Linked DNA regions of Homo sapiens: region 2 is linked to region 1. A link is a loop called in an ENCODE intact Hi-C map of the cell type or tissue named here. Cell type or tissue: mammary epithelial cell. All regions are shown on one strand. Region 1 overlaps PDE1C (phosphodiesterase 1C). Region 2 overlaps PDE1C (phosphodiesterase 1C).

Region 1 (8,000 bases):
TTCACAGGGAGCCTTGTATTATTTCATAGATGGACCATGTGACGTTATTTTGTTTAAAAATATAAATGGATACTTAAGAGACTTTGCAAAGTATTTACCAAATCACAGCAACCCAGTCCTCTGAAGTAGTGATCCTAAGTGATGACAATTAAGATTCTTTCCAGGTTGCTACCAAAATTTAAATGTCTAAATTCAAGGAAAATTTTCAAAATAATGCAGTTCTTTATTTGCGCACAATGATTTAATCATCTAATAGCTGTGTTTTGCTGATTTTTCAAACTTGTTCATAGGTCAGACCACTAGAATCGAACACAAAGAGCAATGTTAAAATAAAACCTAAAATAGCATGTCATATTTACAGTAAACCCAACTAAAAATCATCAGTAAAAGTAGCTGCCAATGTAAAGGTGTTTGGATTTTTTTTTTCCTTTAGACTTACCAATTGGGGTGGAGGTAAGCGGAGGAAACATAACATTTGGAAAAAAGCTATGATATCGAATTTCCTTAAATTAGAAACCAAGTGTGTCAGCAAAATAATAATAATAGTAAACCATACAAATCTTAGATTACTGTGAAATACTTTCAGATTGGAATTTGGCAAATAAAAGACATCACAAATACTGACAGAGAAGCCTGTCTAAATTAGGGGGAAAAAAAACCACACCTTTCGTATTCAACATTTCAACATTTTTCAAAAGAAATGCAATTTTATAACTTTCAAACGTATGTAGTAACTGAAACCGCTTTAATACGTTTAGATAATTCAAGTGGAATAAACCTGCTAAGTAAATCAGCGACATACGTAAGACTGAAGAGGGAATGCTGGGTGCTTAAGAGAACACATGCTTCTCGATCACTTCAGGAGCCTCCATTTACTAATGGACATTATGAATTAAAACATAAACTCAATTTTTAGACTAACACTAAAAACATACAATAATTACAATGGAGCTCTATATCTGATTTTTAAAATCTTAGTGGATTTTTAAAAATTCGTTTTTCTCCTCTTTCATGATCTCACTTCCTTGTCATGGCGGCCATATGAGATTTGTTCTATTAGCTCCTTTTATAGATGAGGCGGTACAGAGAGTAAGTGACTTGTCCAAATCTATCCTCTTTGTTTGTGGAAACTAAAACTCAAAGATGAGTAATTTGAATGTCACCCCATTCCTGGCATGGGGGACAATTTCAGAAAAGCCATTTAAGAGAAAATTTACTATCACTATACTAATCTCTTTTGTTATTTTTAGCTTACCTTGTTTCATCAATATACACAGATTCAAGCACTGTGGCTGCATATTCCAAATTCTTCTTAAGATCTACCACTGAAGCTTCCCCTCTCTCTAATTGTTTGACCAAAGACCGTAATCTAGAAAAATAAAAAGACATAATTTCATTAGAATAGAGGAAACAAAGAATAATCCTACAACTATGGTGATACATTTTACAGTCATCGAATATTCTCACTTATTCTGATACATCTGAAAGGAAAATAATTATGGGACCAAAGGAGCAGGTAATAAAATAAATGTATACATTTTTGCCATTGTGAAGTAAGAAGAAAAAATTTCTCTCCAACCAGGCACTGACCATACTTTCTAGCTAGCTTTTATCTTTATGAATCCTAAATTATCAATGATTTTGCTTTTTCTCAAATTTTCATCTTTTTTGTTCTATGTGGATGTAGTAAAGCCTGACCAGCAGCAAAATCACCAAATACCTCTTGAGATTCTGCTCTGTTGAAGGCACTTGGTCCAGCAGTGGCCCCAGATAATGGCAGCCCCATGACCCAGGCATGTCCCAAGACAGATGAAAACATATAAACCACTGAGAACCACAAGAGGGCTACAGAAGGAATAGATGAAAGTAAATTGTTTTACTGGACAGAAAAAATCACTCTGAGAGGAGATAAATACCCTAGTTAAAAAAGAAAAGAAAATATGAGGATTGATTTTAAACCGAGGAATTCCAGACTATACAAGAGAAGCAATAAAACATGTTTTTTCTGTTATTTATATGAACATTATCTGCACAGAGGACTTAGTATTCATGAGAACAATAAAATGACTACAGATGATCAACATGCGGTAACTGAGAATACTGTAAATACCACAGAGATTTGGAGATTGGGCAACTCTTCAGGCTGTTTGATAACCAGCAATGAAAAGAGTAGAGACTTTGAAGACGAACTGGGGTTTGAAGCTCACTTCATAACTTATTAGCTGTGCAACCCTAGGTAAGTTATGTAACATCTTTGAGTGTTATCTTAATGAAGAGCAAAGTATGAAATTTCTAAAGTTGACCTAAAGATTAAATGAAATTGATATAGAGTATGTGACTCGGTTGTTCTTTGAAAAGGCAATCGTTATAGCTATTGTCATTATTCAATGACTTTGATCACCACAGATAACCAAATGAGAAAAATTCTAGCAAGATATTTAAAATGATTGTCAAATCTCCACTTCCCGTTGGTATACGCAATCTGTTCTCACCTTCCTGACATCAAAATATCCTCAAATAGGTTGCCTTCATGGCAAGGTATAGACTACTCCCTTCCTGATTTGCATGAAAATGACCCACAATAAAGAATGAGAAAAAATCTTGGATCAACCTTAAAAAGTAAGCAAGAGGGTCAACCATAAAATAATTTCCAGGAGTTTCAATGATATAAAATACAAATAACATTAGATTCAGGTAGTATCTACCTGAATTACGAATCTGCAATATATCAAACGGAAATATGCAAAGGAAATCAGCAGAGGCCCCTGCAGGCTTGGAGGTGAAGGTCAGCCTTGGCAATGCCATTAGCAGCACTGGGAAGAGTTCTGAATTTCAGAGGCAGCACGAGACAGGGAGTTGGCAGGGAAGGGCATGCCAGTCACTCACACAGAAGGATAGCCAGCCTGCCAAAGAATGGGGAGACAGCAGCAGGGAGCTCTGACTGCTGCTCCAAATAAGGATTGGAAGCTCTTTAGCAAAACACATTCCTGGCTAAGTCTGCCTCCAGTTCTGATTCTCACCTCAAGGTGCCCAGCTATCCCCTAGGCTGTTTGGACTCCCAAACGAAAAAATGAGAGTAAAATTAAACTTTTCAAAGTTTAGTCTCAAAAATGAAAGTAAAATTAGACTTTTTAAAGTTTACTCTCAAACATAAGAGTAAAATTAAACTTCTTAAAAATGCCTCTCTCCATTTGGGGCTTACAGGTTCTATCAGGAACTGACATGTAACTCTAGTAGAATCCATCTCAATTCTAGAACCTAAGAGGAAATGACAAAAACCAAGAAAATGATGAGAAAAATTATAAGAGTAATAGAAGTAAAAGCCAGAAGATCCTATCTACCTATAATAGAACTTCCCTAGGAAATAAACAACAGAAGCAGCTTTAATTGAATAAGTTTTCCTAGGCTAAAGTAAAACCTGTATAAGCAGATGAAAAGGGATCAAATACAATTTTTTAAAAGTAAATGAAAACATCAAATGTATGCTACTGTAATTTTTGATTTCAAAGAATAAAGAAACAAACTTGAAAATCTTTGAGAAAATGAAATATAATACTTACAAAGTAACAAAAAATTGTCCTGGCCATCTACTTCTATCATGTCAAACATCAAAAAGCAATTTAATAACAGTACCAATTTTTGAGAATAATATGGGAAACTTCAAGACATTTATATCTACATCTACAGAGTTACCAAGTACATAAGAAGCCAATAAATACATTCTCAGGTGTCAACAACTTCAAAATTTATCATTCATATCCTTTCCAGAAAACAAAACAAAAACAAAAACTTTAAGCACAGTGGTCTTCCAAGGGAGTGAATTCGTGAGTCTCCAGTTAAATGGATTGTTGATTCATGACCTAGATTTAACTAACTCAAACTGTACCAAATGGACAAGTAATTTAAAAAGATTCTGGAAAGAAGAGACAGATAAAATAAAATGCTGATAATACAAGGACAACTAAACATGAAAATGAGCTGACACGTCTCCTTTTACTAGGACAATCTCCTATTTCTCATACAAACACTTCCTCTCCCACTTTTACAAACTAAAAGCTAATTCTCATCAGTTGAAAAATAATTGGAATTATTAAGGACATTATATGGACTATGGATGTATAGCCACTAATTTTTAACAATTCCCACTCCTGGGAAAGCACAGTATTGAGAGAATCAAGTCATGAAGGGGCCTCATATCACCTTGTGATCAGGGGGCTGGGACCCCAGGGCCAGAAGAGGAGTGGGGCCTTCAGGGAAAGCTTCACTTAGAATCTCACTCAGCTGTTCCAATGAGTAGCACTGAAATCGGCTCCATCAGGGAGACCCAGGCTTTGTGCCACAATTAGCAGAAAATCAGCCATTCAGAGGCTTCTCCCTGATGTAGTCACCAGTGGTGCCAGGCAGACATTAGGCAGTCACATTTATGCATTCAGTGTGAAGTTCTGACCCAACAGGAAGCTGTAAATAGAAAGCAAAACCCTAGCCAAGTGGTTTCAACAGATCCAGAGAGGAAATGACACAGAAATAATGCACCTTTTGGATGCGTGGGAGGCACTAGAAATTTATATGTAACCCTGTCTTTCCAGCTTATGAGATGAGCAGAAGATTCAATCAACTTCCTGGCAGACAGTGAGGGAACCTAGAACAACCCGTCACTCTGTTTATGGAAGAACACCCAGCTGACATTCACCTTTCTTTACTCAAGGATGATGAAACAGAAAAAAAATTCATGAAGAGATGCAGCAATAAAGACAGAAGAAAATACAGCATTCAAAATGTGAAAGGATTCACTTTTGAAAAAAAAAATCACTAATGGAAACAGAAGTGAATTTTAGGGAGCATCTGCTGTGTGTTCAATACAATTCAAAAAAAACCCATAGATCTCTGAAACAAAGGTAAAAGCCCAAATCAACACAATAAGAAGTTTCTTTAAAAAGAAAAAAACATGACAATAGAAAGACTACAAGAACTTATTGTTAAAAAGAGTTAAGTGGTGACCAGCTTTGTATATACCCATCTCCTGTTTGGGTGTCACCCATGTCAGATACAAGCTGCAGCTGCCAACTTTCTGCTTTATGTAGCTGCCACACAAAGCCTAGTGATTCCAGATGCCCCTTTCAAATTCTGTTGAGCTTTAGCATAGTGTTCAGGTGCTTATGCTCCATAGGCCCCTCAGCCCACCTTTCTCTAGCTCTTTATCCATTCCATTTGGAATATCCAGCCCTGCCCTGCCATATCCTACCTACCTCTTGGTGAAATGGCTATTCTTTGGGCAAAAGAGTTTCAAATTAGCTCTTTTATCATTGGCCAATTTAAGTTCATGAGAATAAGGACCCCTCTCTATTTGTCATTATAGTGAAGGTATTCCTTAGATCTTAATCTATCTTAAGAAGGGTTGTCTGAAAATTAGCCAGGATCTTTCATACCCATGTCATAAAGTATTTTTGTTCAACTGGAAAAGACTAGCTGAGGCCAGAGGGCTCAACTGCTCTTCTTTGTTTTCCTAGTAAAGTTGTCTAGATGCTTTTCATGTGAATCCATTCCATCTAAAAGGCAAATGTCCTCAGAGGCCAGGTCCCATGGTATGCTGCAGCCTATATTTTGGGAAAGATGGAGATCTGGTGTTTTAATACTACCCAGGGGAATTTTTGGTCTGGACACCTAAGGGGAATTTATTTCATGAGCATTTGAAATAAATTTACAAGGAAGGAAGATAAAGAAGTAGGAAAATATACAAATAATAATAATATTAATAAGATTTCTCTTCTGAGAGAATGAATGTTCATAGTTTCCAGCACTCCATCCATTTCTGTCACTGCAGCTGCCAGATAATAGTTCCAGTATAGAAGTGCAACACCATTTTAGGAAGTGCTTATGCCTTCCAACTTTGGCAAGATGCCTTTCAGTTAAGACAGTGTGCAATTTCATTGTGGATGAGCCATTGCATCTTTTCATGACTCTTGCATTTCTTGGCGTAAACTGTTTGCTTTCTGTATGCTTCTTACCTGCAAGGCATATGATGAGATACTGAATCTCTTCAGTTCCCTGTGCCCTCAGATCCAGAGCGAGCCCTGGATGCTGACTTCCCCTGACCCCACACCAATCAACATGTGGGATGCACAAAGGTGTTGGAAGAGGGGAACTATGTGAGGAAAGGCCAGAGCACTGTATTTTGTAATTTAAAAGGATGTTAGGGAGGAGAGATATTTCTTTTTTTTCCACAAAGATAATTCCTAGGACCAATGGAGTGAGCTTCATTAAAAAGCAACTTATTGGTTCAACTTTATAATTTAGAAAACTGCCTTATACTGGACTAGGCATTATTCCCCACCCCAGTGAGGTCGCAGAAAGCCCTATAACCCTATGCCTTGAAAACATATACATTTGTTGAGCATTAGACCCTACTAGAATTTCATTCTTTTGCACAAATAAAAATGAACTATAAAAAGAAGCTATGGAAACATACTTTCTCATGTTTGTCTATTCTGCCCAAGGTTATTCCCTCTGAGGATGGGGGGGCAGCTCCTAAAATGCCAGTGTAACCAACAAGTACTGCTGTCTCAGAAAGGCTTTGTTTTGTTTGAAAGGATATGAGAGAGAACTGGATCTTTTACAGTACTTTCTCTACATGTCCCAATGGATCATGAGCCCTAAAAACTCATTTGAATTAAAAAAACTTCATTTCAGTTCATCACACCCATGTATTCGAACAGCATACTCATCTCTGTGTCCTTTTCATACACCTGCCTCCTCCATGTCACTCCTGTCCTCTGCCACTTACCTAAATGCCATAGGAAATAACTTAAAACAACTCTTCCAAATGGGATGCCCCAACATGACTTTTAGTCTTATGCTTTAATGCCATCCAATGATGTCACCCAAGCATTTTTCTGGCCATTGTTTGTTTCTATAATTAATGACAGCTGATTAAGATGGCCACACTTGAAAAACATTCAACATTGGGTGTCTTTTGTGTGCAGGCACTGGGAGAGATAGGCTCTAGGAATACAAAGTGGGGAAATGCAGTGCCTTCTCTCAGGTAGGGAAGACAGAAAGCTAACCAGCACCCACAATGCAGTACTGTAAGCGAAATGGCAGAGGTGTGATGGGGGCTAAGAAAGCACAGAGGAGAGGAATCTTCTAATAACAAAGCCCTCCCCAGTGGAGTTGACCAGAGCCATTTTGAAGGCCACGTAGGGGTCAGCCAGGCACAGAGGATGGGATAGGGAAACGGCAGACTCTGCATGGAGAGAGCAGACTGAAGGCAGTGATCTATTCAGATCTATTCAGAATAGATCTTTTCGGATCTTTTCAGAATAGATCTTTTCGGATCTTTTCAGAATAGATCTTTTCGGATCTTTTCAGAATAGATCTATTCGGATCTATTCAGGGGCGTGTCAAAAGATAAAACAGAAGAAGGTAGGAACTACACCACAGTAGACTTAGAATCTCAAGCTAAAGAAATGTAATTTTCTCCTGGAGATAATGGGGAACCCCTGGAGAATGTTAAAATGGAGGAACAGAATGATGAGATTGGCATTTTAGAAAGATCAATCTAGCAGCTGAGTAGAGGAGCACACATAGTGAGTGAGATGGAAAATTCTATGTTTCCATTGTAATCAGGCTGGTCTGATACTCTGAACAGCACAGTGTGAATACTCTCTCTCACATGATGGAAATTTGATAGAGTGATGCGTGAGTTTAGTGGTAGTATGGATGGTTGCTTTTAAGAATTTCTGGGAAAGACATTGTTTTGGGGCATGCGGTTTCCTCATTGAGTGAACATCAAACCAAAAACAAGAACAGTGCCAACAAAAATTATGACTGGCAAGAATAGCCTACTTATGTAGCTTTTACCTTTTGTTAATGCTATAAATAAAAGAGAATTTTACTTCTACAGTTTCTAATTACATCTGCTTAAAGCAGATGCACACATGGATTGAAATAAATTACTGGACTCCAGTTACTTTTTCACTTAAGAAAAATAATTAGTACCTAGG
Region 2 (8,000 bases), 55 kb after region 1:
TTGTCATTCATTCCAGTGGCAACTTTCTCTGTGTAACATGCTTTGCACTGAAACTAGTTTATGCTCCTGGCACAGCATCTTTAAAGTAGAAAATTTATTACATAAACATTTCCAGCAAATTCAATTAGCACCACCAATACAAAAAAAAAAAAAATCACACTAGCTTACGTGAGTTGATACTGGTCTGATTTATACGGCAAAACTGTCTGACTCTTGCCTCATAATCTAAAATTTCATAGTAGGAACACTGTAAAGTTATCTGATTTGTGGTACGTTTGAGGAAGGGTAATCTCCTCTTATGCCATCATTCTCCTAAATGCCCAGAAATTTTACTCAAGGTCAGTTGGAGCACTGAATGCTCTGTGAGTCACTGATGCTCAGGCTTGCCTGCCGTTCTTTTATAGGATCTCTGTGGGCCAGAAAATCATGAAAATATAGTTCTACAAAAAAATAAATTCCTCCAACACTGAATTCTCTTTCCAATATTACAATTTCATGGGGAGAAAATGGAAGAAAATGAGTGATTATGTTCCAATTTCATTTTAAAACTACAGTGATAGTGCTACATTGTTAAACTAATCTCATTTCTAGAACATACATGTAAGGACAAAAATATCAAGTTAACAAATTGTTTTTATCTTATAACCTTCCATTATGACAAAAGCAACAAAAACTCGAATGCCTTCTCTAGTAAGAGAACATGGATAGTGCTAGCGTTGATACAGGGGTCTATCCATTCTAAAATGTCAAGACACAGAAATAGTGAAGAGAAGGCAGCCTGAGTAGATGAAAACGATAAAAACTTTCTCATATTGACACAACATTCCTTTGTTCAACTGAAATCAGTGCTTTTGAAAACCCACTTGGCTGACAGCCCTGAGCCTGGGGCATTCTCCATTTCCTTTACAAATTAAGTCAGTTATTTCAACTCTGCCCCTTGCCCCAGGCCTGCACTTCCCTTTTACAGAACCTCCCTCCTATTGACTTCAGGGCACAAGTTCATCCTTCTCTAACTCTTGCTTTTCACACTAAAGTTCATACACCTGAAAGGAAAACCTATAAATAAGCTCTCAGGACAAATAAAAATCCATCAATGCGAAGGTCAGGGAGAGCTTTCAATGATACAAGCGCACATTCATTCAATTATTCATTCATTCATTTGCCAGCACCCACTCTGCAGCAGGCCCAATGCTAGGCCTGGAGACACGCATAATAATAAAATAAGACTCAGTCCCTTGTCTCAGAGGTGTTTACAATCCGGTCAGCGTAACTAACATAAATTAAAGTTAGGATGCATGTGCTAAGAGTAGTATAAATAAAATGCTATGGGGGACCGAAGAATGACCCTTGCACTAAAGTCTCTTTGCCTCTGGGTCCTCTTATTTATCAGGGTCTAACGTCACCAAGCAGCAGCTGAAAGGAAAGGAAGACAATGCTAGCAGTAGCAGCAGCCTCAGCAGTGCTCCTGACACTGAGTGGGAACTGGGGAGGGGTGGAGCTCACAAGACTTATTACCCAGCTTCTTACATTTTGATAAAGGGAGGAAACTTCCCTCCACTTCCCACAGGGGAACATAGGAGGGAATGCCGTCTGTAAGATATTCACAGCAACCTCTATCAAAGTTTCAGCCATTTCCCACTTTTACTCCAAAAGTGACCATATTCTGCAATCCAAAAATTGGGACATGGGATCTGACAAATAAGTTTTTTTCCAATCAAAAAGTATATTTTTATAAAGATCTAAAGACGGAATCACACATGGCTATATACTCAACATTTGTTGAGTCATTATTAAGCAGGGAATGGTCCATAAAACCTATCATGTGGGTTGGGATAGACAGTAACATGTATCCATGTCTTTGCTTCTACCACACCCAAACTGCATTGATGCTGATGCTACAAAAAGCCAATGGAAAGGATTGTTTTTTCCCAATTCCTGAGAAAACAAACTCAACAATATGCCCTTACAACACACACCTGTGGTATTCTAAGCTCATTCCTTCCAGGGAGAAGAAAAAAAAAAAAAACTCTAAAAAGTTATAACACCTCATTTATCCCAAACTTACAGGCATCAGACACACATCTATGAGCAAGCATGCGAGCAGGACGTGCCAATAGCATCCCCCACTAAGGACATGTACTAAACCTTATGAACATGATGATATCAAACAGGACATTTAGAACTTCAAGGATCCTATTAATTCTTATTTTGCATACAAGTGTAGTCACTTTGCTTTTCTGGTTTAATGACTCATCACAGATTAGAAACCAGGAATTTTAAAGGGGTAGAGAGAAGAAGTATTGAAGTTAGGCATACAAAGAGTTCTGGCACACTATAAATATTTGTTCTATAAACCAAAAAGGATCTGAGGCATGTCTCAATCAGTTTAGAGGTTTATTTTGCCAAGGTTAAGAGCCAGCCCACGACAGAGCCTCAGGAGGTCCTGAGAATATGTGCACAAGGTGTGGTTGAGTTACAGCTTGCTTTTATACATTTTAGGGAGACAGAAGTTACAGGTAAAGACATACGTCAACACACGTAAGCTATCACTGGTTTGCCCATCTCCAAATGGGCAGGTTGGGAGGGGTGCTTCCAGGTCATAGGTAAATTCAAAGATTTATTGACTGGCAATTGTAGAAACAGTTGAAGTCAGCCTGAGTTAAGATAGGGGGGATTGTGGAAGCCAAGGTTCTTGTTATGTAGACAAAGCCTCCCTGTAGAAGGCTTCAGAGAGAATAGATGGTGACTGTCTCTTATCAGACCTTAAAAGACATCAGACTCTGGAAAAAAACTAGTAATGGAAGGAGAGTCTCTATAGAACGCAAATTCCCCCGACAAGAAACAGCTTTGCAGGACCATTTCAAAATATGTCAAAGAAATATATTGTGGGGTAAAATACTTTTATTTCTTTCAGGACCTGCTGTGTTATGTGGTACTATACCAGAGTCAGGTTGGAATTTGGTATCTTACTGCTACAAAAAGTCTGTTTTGTCAGTCATAAGAGTTCTGTTTTCATGTTAATGCTGATCAATTGTGTCTAAACTCCAAAGAGAGGAGAGTATAAACAGGCATGTCCTGGTGCTCCCTTCCCATCATGGCTGGAACTAGTTCTTCAGGTTTCTTTGGGATCCCTTTGGCCAAGAGGAAGATCCATTCTTTTGGCTAGGGGTGCCTAGAATTTTATTTTGGGTTTACAGTTCCACGAATGAAGGAATGAGAAAACAAGTCACATCAAATAGACTTGCAATAAAAAGACAATGTTTTAAAGTCTGTTCAAAAGACATCCAGGACTATTCATTGCCTTTAAAATTTTCTATACAGATCAGTTATGCTTACTACTATTTGCCAATTCTAATGATACTCACCATTAAGAAACTCACATTTTATTCAGCATATTATGCTGAAGGAGCCATAAACATGAAAACTACACATTCAAGGTTTTTCACTACAAAATAGTTTCCACAAAAAGCTTCTGAAGTGGCGAGCTTCAGTTTTTGTAAAATTTGTTAACATGGGCACTCCATTCCCAAACAATGCAAGATAAATAGAGTGTTTACTTTGCCTTGAAAAGTACATTATTTATAGAGGTATGTTATACTCATTTAAAATAAACCCACTTAAGATGAAGAGAAAGCCCTTGTCTTTAATCATCCAGACTGAGATCTATACTGATTGAGCTTTCTGTATAATTACTCACATGTACATTTCACACTGTGTAGATACAATCTAGGGCCTACTGTAGGAATTGCAAGCAATTTGGGGATTTTGCAATAATGTCATTTTGGAAGATGGATGCATTTCTGATTCAACAATGGTTATTAATCTAGTAGCCTAGGAAAAAATTAACAGGCATCTAAAAATTTCTAAAATTGGTTTGCAAAGGTCTAGAATATGCAGTTTCCCAAACCATTCACATATTTGGGTAATTCCAAATAATTTATCTGCAGCTTTTATCTTGTAAAGTATCTCAAAAGAGAGCAGGCAAACCAGATAAGCTGGAAGGGGTGGGGGGCTGGGAGGGAGGAGTCAGACCAAATTGTTTAAAGTCATATTCAATATTATTGGTAGAAAGTTCTTTTTACCTGATATTTACTCTTAGAATACTTTCCTTTTAATCATGTATGCAATACTATAAGTATCTACCTCTATTCAAAAACGATAAAAACATTGATCAAAGTTTACTGTGAAACTTTACAAAAATTTATGTTGAATCATCTTTATTCATAATAGCTCCTAGCACATAAAACTATTCAATAATTCACAAATTTTTGTTGAATGAATAACTGAATGACACACAGCTCCTAGCACATAAAACTATTCAATAATTCACAAATTTTTGTTGAATGAATAACTGAATGACACATAGCTCCTAGCACATAAAACTACTCAATAATTCACAAATTTTTGTTGAATGAATAACTGACACTTGCATGTCTCAATGACACAATGGCAAATTGTATCTTTTTAACCTTAATTATAGCTACAGTGCACTAATGACACAGCATCATTGTCAAGAGCTCAGCACCCTCACCACCTCCAGCACCAAAGCACTTTTAGCTCCCAGTGGCATGTTCTAGGTATTGCACAGGACAATTCAGAAGCATAATCCAAGTCCTTCAGGAAGTCCAAATTTAAAAAGCTCAAGCGCTGGCAAAAATTTTAATTTAAAATTATTACTCTAGCAGTGCGAGGACAAAACTAGGTGGTTGGTCTAATTTGTATTTTTTCAAGTCAGTTGCTATGGTTTTAAAAATTCATGTAGAAGAATCTCTCTGTTAAACACACAGAGAGAGAGACAGAAGAAGAAGAAGGAGGAGGAGGAGGAGAAGGAGGAGAAAGAGGAGGAGCAGCAAAATCATTTACATGGTTATTCAGTTCAGTGTAACTGACTTGGGTGAGCAATGAATAGACCACACCGCTGAGTCTTCAAGGTTGTATCCAAATGCTCTCATTTGACAAGAGTTAAAAGGAACACACGAGTTTAAGATAAACCCTGCCTTTGTTTTTAATATTTAGTGATATGATTTTGGTTGAAGTCTGGGAGGGTCACTATATCATCAGAAAACACAGAAGGGATATTGACAAGCATCTTATGAGACAAATAAGAAGTTAATCTGAGAGTTGAGAAAAATATAAATGAAAACAAAGGATTTTTAAGGAGAAGAAATTGATAAGAGATGAGGAATATAAATAAATATTTTAAAAGCAGCTTCAGAACATCCAAGAACAGTTCTCACTTTACTTGACTCATCAAGACCTGCTTAGGAAAGAAGATAGTCACTAACTCTTCTTTACCAAAAAGACCAATGAATTATGATAGAAACTGATCAAGATAATACAAAGAAAGGAAGGGATAAAACTCAAGAGAGCATGTAACAAAGGTCAATACACAATGAAGTCATCTAGAAAGATAAAGAATATTGGCAACTCCCAAAAAGCAGTACAGTCAGGGCCAACTGAGAGTCTTAGAAAAAGGAGGCATGTTTGGCTGCCCACAGCCTGGAGAAAGAGTGAGTATCCACCATCACAGAGAGATGTGCAGTGCAGAATCTGGGAAACTAGGAAATCTCCCCAAACTAGAGCAAAATGTCAGATTAATGGCATCCAGCTCTGGCTGCACATTAGAATCACCGGGGGAAGTTTTTAGAAATCGCAAATGCTCAAGCCCCACCTGGAGAGACTGATTCATTTTATTTAGGTTGGATCTGGGTTTAGAAACTATTTTAAAGTAGTAATTAGCAGAGACAGAATTTGAACTCATATCTATCTGACTCCAAATCCCAGGCTTTTCCTATTGTGCCACAATGTCTCCTTCTAGCCCTACCCAACCAAGCGGTATTGGAGGGGTGGAGTTGCCTGTGCTGTAGTTTCTCCTCTGACATACTCTCAGGTGCTCAGGCTTAGCTGTCTGAGATGAAAGCAGAGGCAGTAGCTGTAAAAGCAGATGGTCAAGACTTGAGTCTGTTTTCTCCCTGAATGATTTTCCAGTTTTTCTCTGCAAGGTAGAGTTCATGATTCATCCTCTTTTAGGCTAGAAGAAAACTACAGAAGCCTGAAGTCCAAAGAATGGAGCCCCAGAATACAAACAGGCCAGTGTTGCTGGCCCAGGGAAGGGAGGAAGATGCACAGGGCAGGAGAAGTAAAAGGGACAAAGGAGTCTGGGGACCTCCCAGAACCCATAGGGATGGGTGCCCTGAGGCATTTAGAAGAGTGATTATGAGGCAGAGCTTCCCTGAAGGGCAACAAGCCCCCTGTGTCTGAACAGAAACCCATCTATGTGCAGATTGGTTCATCATTGGTCCTCATGCACTGATAATTAATTCTGGTAAGGAATAATGAATGGCAAGATGAATGAAACCCAGCCACGCTCTGTGAGCAGGTGGATCCAGTTTCACTCTGAGCATCCTGACTGGGCCTCCTCCCTCCACACACACAGACCCTTCAAGTCATTGCCATCCTTGCCCCATCTCCAGGTCCCTTTGCTCTGCCCACCTCAGCCCTTACAAGAACAGACCAAGTGTACACCTTCCAACTCACACCTCCACACACAAATAGGAAATCTATCCCAGTTAAGCCTCATTTCTGCACATGACAGATTAAAATAAACAAAACACCAGTCTTCTAAGTGGAAACATGGATATTTCAAAACACCAAGCAGCTAGCTACCTAAGCTGTTCACCCAAAGCACAAGGTAAATATCCCACAGTAAAGCAAAAGTGATCTGAGCTCTGGCTACCCTAAAGCTTTGGAAACAAGGTCCTAACAAACACACTCTTTGAGCAAAACACCAAAGACAATAATGGTGAGCAAGCAGAGATGGCAGCAAGAGGGAAGCCCCTGACTGGAGGGACCTGTTCACCAACACTGTCTTCACCCTAGGGTCAAGTCCATCAGCCCTAGAACCAGCTAATCTTCCTGCAGAAGATATAAGCACAAACTCCAATGGTGCGAGACCCTCAGAAGTTGTACTAGATGATGACAGAAATCTTTTTGCCAAAGCCACAGAAGTTTCTGTGGACAGTCTAGAAAGGGAACCTACCCTCTCCTTGTAACCTTCTCCTGCAATCACCCTATCACCCCTACTACAGTTATTGCTGCCAGAATTGAATCAAAGAGTGTGTCTGCTCCTGTGTTCTTTGACAGATCCAGGAAGGGGGTACAGAATAATGTTTGTACTCTAAATTAATATGGCAATAACAAGTATTTAGTTATCCTCCCAACATCCACTTCCCGTTATTCCTAATTGAGTCCTTTCAGACATTTTAGGAACTGAACATTGGACTAAAGGAGTCAGGGAATCTGGCTTCTAATTTTATCTCTACTGTTCTTTAATCCAGTGGCCTGGGCACATCCCTTACCTTCTTAAGACAAAGAGTTTGTCACTTGTGATATTATGACAAGAATGTGAGCCCCTCAGGGTTCCTATGCTGGTCAAACAAGATAACGTATGAAAGTCTTTTGAAAACTGTTAATCCTAACAAAGTGGCATTTTGAGTCACTTTATTTGATTCAATTATACAATAAATACTGTAGGGATATTTTTAAGCAAAAGATGCACAAAACAAAGGATAATACTTCTAACAACACCATAAATGAGATATCATTCTGTGAAACAGGTACCTACTCACATGAATATATGGAGGAAGGGAGGAAATCTTTCTTTCTGGGTTTTCTTTTTTCATTCGCCTCTAAAGACAGTCACTAAATGTCTTCCTAAGAGCAGCATGGGGAAACCTCAGGAATAAGGGCTGTGTGCTCCATAAGTTCCGGAGTTTGTGGAGGCCTTGTTTCAAAGCTCAGGGCAGAAATCAAAAGCTGTATGAAGTACCCTGTTTTGTGTCCATCTGAATCATGAATTCTTCTAAAGCTCTCCAGGAAAAGTATCAGTTTCAGGGTCACTAGCTCCCATATTATGCCCCTAAACTGCCTTTTATCATCACTCAGCTACTTCATGCTGCCCTTAGTTACCCCAAAGAAGGGTGGATTTTAAAACTTAGGAC

Evidence for each region. Hi-C counts contacts between places; a loop is a spot of excess contacts. Peaks named below come from ENCODE experiments on the same cell type or tissue, not always from the same donor. Only the 100,000 strongest peaks of a DNase experiment are listed, where the experiment ranks them.
Region 2: it touches region 1 in a loop (5-fold over the local background); 4 of 110 quality-filtered maps call a loop at or near these places.

What each region holds. Positions count from the first base shown.
Region 1 is chr7:31,879,492-31,887,491 of GRCh38, forward strand. It overlaps PDE1C (phosphodiesterase 1C), which reads right to left. Exons shown (of 18, transcript NM_001191057.4): 3 at 1,256-1,369. Among named protein-coding and RNA genes, the nearest start is that of PDE1C, 190 kb to the right of the region's middle. In mammary epithelial cell, a CTCF peak has its summit at 3,010; a DNase peak (open chromatin) is centred at 4,510; H3K27ac peaks cover 2,565 bases.
Region 2 is chr7:31,934,422-31,942,421 of GRCh38, forward strand. All of the region lies in intron 2 of PDE1C (phosphodiesterase 1C), which reads right to left. It also overlaps the pseudogene SNX2P2. Among named protein-coding and RNA genes, the nearest start is that of PDE1C, 130 kb to the right of the region's middle. RefSeq lists a silencer at 715-1,009 and an enhancer at 3,804-5,003. In mammary epithelial cell, a CTCF peak has its summit at 4,550; a DNase peak (open chromatin) is centred at 4,480; H3K27ac peaks cover 3,072 bases.